Regions from separate parts of the Homo sapiens genome. Here region 2 is linked to region 1. A link is a loop called in an ENCODE intact Hi-C map of the cell type or tissue named here. Cell type or tissue: Calu3. All regions are shown on one strand. Each heading gives the region's core, and the rest is flanking DNA. Links, peaks and the distances in the headings are about the cores only.

Evidence for each region. Peaks named below come from ENCODE experiments on the same cell type or tissue, not always from the same donor. Only the 100,000 strongest peaks of a DNase experiment are listed, where the experiment ranks them.
Region 2: a loop joins it to region 1, with 6 times the contacts of the local background. A loop is called at or near these places in 48 of 110 quality-filtered maps.

Annotation. Positions count from the first base shown.
Region 1 is chr20:40,945,018-40,947,926 of GRCh38, forward strand. No RefSeq gene overlaps it. Among named protein-coding and RNA genes, the nearest start is that of TOP1, 82 kb to the right of the region's middle. In Calu3, for the core only: no CTCF peak of the experiment used is centred there; a DNase peak (open chromatin) is centred at 1,114.
Region 2 is chr20:40,740,312-40,743,220 of GRCh38, forward strand. No RefSeq gene overlaps it. Among named protein-coding and RNA genes, the nearest start is that of SNORD154, 27 kb to the left of the region's middle. In Calu3, for the core only: a CTCF peak has its summit at 1,400 (motif pointing right); a DNase peak (open chromatin) is centred at 1,410.

The DNA.
Region 1 (2,909 bases), core at 166-2,665:
ATCATGTCACTGCATTCCAACCTGGGCAATAGGGCAAGACTCAGTCTCAAAAAAAATAAAAAATAAAAATAAAAAAATCCTGTACCTGCCTTTTTTTCATCCCCACTGCTGCACCCGTCCTAACTCAACCCATGTCCACCTCTCACCTAGACAATGACCAGAGCCTCCCAGCAAGTCTCCCAGCCTGTCTCTGAAATCCTTGTATCTGTCCTCCACAGAGCAGCCAGCATGATCTGTCGAAATCACAAATCTGACCTTGCCTCCTCCCTCCTGAAAACCTGCTGTGCCTCTGGATTGCCCTCAAGACAAAAGTCCAAACTCCCCTGCAAGGCACACAAGTCCCCAGGGGGCACTCAGCTGCACTCTCCTGCACGCGCCCAGCCTTCCTGCTTTCACACCTCCACACCTTTGCACTTACAGTGCCCTCTACCCAGAACACCCTTTCCCCCGCAAACTCCTAACCATCCTTCAAAGCCCAGCTCCTCTCAGAGAAATTCCACTCATTTGTCATATTGTGATTTTGAGTGAATATCACCTCGAGGTCAAGGACTATGTTTTCTTCCTTTTCATCCCCCCAACCACCTCCCCAGTGCCTAGCTTACAGCGACTGTCTGGCAGTGTTTATTGTTCCCCTGAGGTCATGGTCAGCATCGGGGTGCTCCTCTAACCCACTGCTCCCTGCCCCGGCACCGCTGCAGTCCTGTGATTTCCAAATGCCAAGGGAAGTTCTGTGGTCCTATTCATCTTTTCCTTGTCTGGCAGGCTGGGAGTGCAGCCCCTCTGGGGCGCACAGACAGCAGAGTAGCCCTGAATGGGTCAACCTTTCACCAACAACACCCACCTCAAATAAAAGCCATCAGCTTGCCAGGATTGGAGAGGAAGCTTCAAGTCCCCAAGAAAAACCCAAGGGCCATGTTCAGAGACTTGGCCAGAACTGAGCCCTGTTCAGCCTTTGTCTGTGTGTGACAGTGTGCCTCTCTGTGCCTCAGTTTCTCCATCTCATAACAGTGAATTGGTCTAAAGCCTCGAAAGAAAGGGTTCTTCCAACTCCGGCTGCACAGCCTCTTCCAGGGCCTCCCATCAGCCCAGACCCAGTTACCAACGCAGAGGGAAGAGTGCCACCTACTGACTCCCAGCCTCCCTCCAAGACACTGAGCCACCAAAGGAGTCAGCGGAATGTGCAAAGCTCAAAGTGAGCAGTTGTCTGCATTCTCCCTTTGCAGAGCCGCAGCAACCTCCCCTTTCATGGGGCCAAGGGGCACCCCTCCAGCCTGGACAGAGAGCTTTAGCTGCACTGCTCACCCCTGTTGTCCTCTGCTCCAAGCCCTGGAAAGCCAGGCGCCTCCACGCCATCCTGCATCTGTGCCAGGCCCAACAGCACGGTAGCCCCCGGCTGCCAGCCCCCCTCACACTGGGCCGGCGGCTAGAGGTGGAGAACAATGATCCCTATTGTGACTAAATTTCCCCCTGAAGATCTCATTCAAGATGTTAGAGTGAGCGATCATAAAAGGAATTAATAGTTGATTCGCTGTATAATTTCCTAGTTCAATATACTTTAGTGCAGCAACTAAATGAGGCGTCCCGGCCGTTCAGTGGGGCCAGATAGCGACTTTATCACTGGGATCTCAGGCTGAGGAATAAAAGCAATTCTTCTGAAGTAATTGCGTCTAATTAAAAGAAACATTTAAAAAGTGTAACCAAAAGGAATTCATTTCAAATGGAAAATTAATGCTGAAAAATAGCCCTGAGCTCTCTTGTCGCAGCTAATAGCCAGGCAGCCGCAGAATAATTAAACTGTTTTGAAATGTCGATACCATCCTCATCGGGAGAAGATGGGCACGGCTGAGCACATCCCGGGCATCAGCAAAGAGGATGGCTTCCAAAGACATGGCCAGCAGTTGGACTTGAGGTCAGCCACAGGCTTCCAGGTGGGGTGAGGCCCAAGTCACCACAGACAAGGCAGGAAAAGGTTTGTAATACGGTATTTAATGAAGGAAACCCCACTTCCTGGATATCTGAGCACCCCACTGACTCTTCAGAACAACCCTGCAAGTCAAGTATCATTAGTAGTATTATCATCATCATCATCATTGCCATCATCAGTTCAAAAAGGAGACTCCTTGTGACTAGCTACCTTGTCTAAAATCACAGCCAATATGTATTAACAGCAATCAGGATTTGAACTCAGGTCTGCCTGGCTCTGAAGTCCACATCAATTCCACTACACTGGATGTTAGGATTCAGCATCAGGAAAAAGGCTGTGTGTTTTCTAACACTGTCATTCTCAGTTCTGCCTGCATTAGACTCACCTGACACCCCCCTGAGGAGCTTTAAAAAACAGTCCCAAGCCAGGCGCGGCGGCTCACGCCTGTAATCCCAACACTTTGGGAGGCCAAGGCGAGCAGATCACAAGGTCAAGAGATCGAGTCCATCCTGGCCAACATGGTGAAATCCCGTCTCTACTAAAAATACAAAAATTAGTGGGTGTGGTGGCACATGCCTGTAATCCCAGCTACCCGGGAGGCTGAGGCAGGAGAATTGCTTGAACCCAGGAGGTGGAGGTTGCAGTGAGCCTTGATCACACCACTGTACTCCATCCAGCCTGGTGACAGAGCAAGACTCTGTCAAAAAAAAAAAAAAAAAAAACCAGTCCCAGACTCTGCCCTCAAAGACTCTGCCTTTATTGATCTGGGAACAGCATGGGGATGAGCATTTTTTTTTCGAGATAGGGTCTCGCTCTGTTGCCCAGGCTGAAGTGCAGTGGTATGATCACAGCTCTCTGTAGCCTTGACCTCCTGGGCTCAAGCGATCCTCCCACCTCAGCCTCCCAAGTAGCTTGGACTACAGACACACACCACCATGCCTGGATAATTTTTTTCTTTTTAAAGATGGTGTCTCACCATGCTGCC
Region 2 (2,909 bases), core at 102-2,601, 200 kb before region 1:
AATAATGATAATCTTCATATAGCTTTAAATTTTACCAGGTGCTTGCATATGATATAAGATAACAAGATCGTTTTCATCTCCTTATAATTTGGTGAAGATAGGTGACTTGTTTGTCTCCATTTTATGGATAAAGAAACTAAGGCTCATGGAGGTAACCCAGAGTTAGTCCACTGGTTACAGGATTCTAACTCACAACAGAACAACCCTACATCCATTACTTTGTACTTCCAATAAAATCAGGGCTTTCTCTGCTCCAGGTTCAAATGAAGCAGAGCATGGCTCTGGGGACAATCAGAATGAAAGTTTGTCACCAGCTCCCTGTTCTCGAGAGTTCAGTCACAGCTTGCTCATAGGAGAAATGATTTGGGTCAATTCACCAAAAGCCTGGGGTACAGGTGCTCTAGGGTTTCAGCTCCACTGGCTTTCAGGGCCAGCTTCCGTCCCCAAGGCCAGAGGCAATTCTTGGAGTCATTCATAAAGCCCTCCATGTCTCATGGGGAGAAAAGAAATTAATATCAGAAGTGGCAGCATCTAAGCGGCAGCTTCATAACAGGCTTGAACCTCGACATCTTGGCTACAACTGGGAACGGCTCAGCCAAGCACGTCATTGACTCCCAGAGTCCTGAACCCGAGATGTGCATGTGGGCTTGTAGGTCACCCAGTCCAGCCCCCTTATTTTATAGATGAGGAGGTTGTATTCCAGCGAGGGGAGAGGGCTCACCCAAGGTGACACAGTGGGTAGGGGGCAAAATCAGGGTTGGAACCAGGTCTCGTGGTTCAGGGCTCTTTCCAGCATTGGGTTCTGCATCAGGCATACTCTATCATTGGAAGCTTTTATGAGACCCAGTAAAACAGAGGCTCCATCAAAACACCAAATACGCAATGTGCAACCCTGCACAGATCTGTTAAGCCATCACTGCAACAGCAGGAGCTCTACCTGGGAGGGAGGCCCATACCCCATCACCATTCACCCCCCTTGGCCTTGAACCTCTTGCCTCAATCCACTGTGAATTTCAGCCCTCCCTTCCTTTCCCAGCTGCAGCCTGATCTTACTCTTAAGGCTTAATGCTAAGATGTGCTGATTTTCTGGATCTCTTTCTCTGTTCTCATTAAAGTTTTCCTTCCAGAAAATTCTGCCTCAGGCCACCCTGGTAGTTGTTCTCCAGCCTCATCCGATCCTCAAGACCCTTTCCTAGGAGTGGTATGGGAAGAAAACCAAAGCTTTCAAAATACAATGTCAGCTGAAATATTGCATCTTCAGGGAAGGCTTCCCTGACCCCAACCACCTCCACTCAAGACTGGATCCGTTTCTCACATCCTTTGCAAGCAGCTCTTAGTGTTTGTAAGGAGACTTGGGTGTGATTTCTAGATCAGCACGTGTCTCCCCCACTAGAGGGAGCTCTGAGAGGCCAGGGTGCAGCTGCTTTTGTTTGCTACTGTGTGGCCAGTGCTTGTAGGGTGCCTGCCAGGAGATAGGTGCTCCATAAATATCTACTCAAGGAGGGGGATGCAGATGAAGCTCGTCTTCACCCACCTCCAAAATGGTGAGCTTTTCCTGGAAAGTGGGGAATTCTGGGGGCCCTTGGAGGGTCCAAAGAGGATGCACCTTTAACTAAAGGGATGAGTTCATCTTTAAAGGGAGAGTTTGGGCTGAGACACTGAACAAAGTGATAGCACCCTGTCCCCACTTCTCCCGTAGCCCTAAGGATGTTTTATGTTGCCCATAGCTGAAAAAGTGCCCCTTGTGGTGGTGGGTGGTGGGCGGGGTGGGGGGGCGGTTAGGTTTACTCAGGATGGAGGTGGCTACAGTAAGACGTCACCTCCTCTGTGCTTCCCAAAGTTGCTTCGGCTTCCAGGGTCACCTGCCTAAAACCTGGCAGCCCATCAAGGCAGAGGAGGTACAAGGCAGGAGAGGTAGGGCAGCCCGGTTCCTGTGGGTCGGCCAGGAACAAGCCCAGCCACCATAAGGAACAGGAAGAGAGGCCCCTGGATGCCCCCAAGAGGCTCCTCTGGAGCCTGTCTTTGGGTCTAGAGGGAGCAGCCATGAGCCTTGGGACCCAGCACAGGGGCTGTATCTAGGTGCCAGGGGTAGCAGATCAGCAGAAACTTCCAGGAGTAACCAAAGTTGCATCTGCAGTCACTGCTCTTCAGAAACAGCTGACCAGGGTCCCTGAGGACACAGTTCTCACATTCTGGGCAACAGGGGAAGGGATGGCCCATGCCTCCAGGACCTAGCAATATCCGCAATAAGGGGCTCCTGGGCAAATTTTGCTGGTGACACAGGCACAATGTCTTTGAGGATGATGCTACAAGGCCTGCCCTCTAGGACGGCACAGTGCAAAAGAAATAGAATGCAACCTCTGTATGTCATTTTAAATTTTCTGGTGGCCACATTTTCTTACAGTAAAAACAGGTGAAATTAATGTTAATAATAAATTTTATTTAACCCAATATATCCAAAATATTACTTCAACATGTAATCAATATAAAAATATTGTTGAGATACTTTATTTCTTTTTTTCAAAATGCAGTGAGTATTTAAAATATACTGACAATATAAGTCAGTTCTGAATAGCTTGGGGATAGTGGCTACTTAATTGGACAGCATGGCTCTGGAAGGTCAAGTCAGCCTTCACCTTGACAGTCTCATCTGATAAGTGGGCATATCTCAAAGTTGTCAGGTGTCTGAAGGCTCCAAATGTGACTTGCAGAGCTACATGGACAGGTGCAGAAGCAAGGGATTTCATAAGCCAGAGAGTGCTCACTGGACCCCACAATTCCCTCTCAACAAAACCAGGCTTATGCTGCATTCTAGTGAAACTTTCTCTGGTTGGGGAGACCCTGTGGCACTGGTTTCGTGGCTGCCCTGCAGAAATGCTCTGCTCTGAGCCTGGGAAATGGAGCTGTTT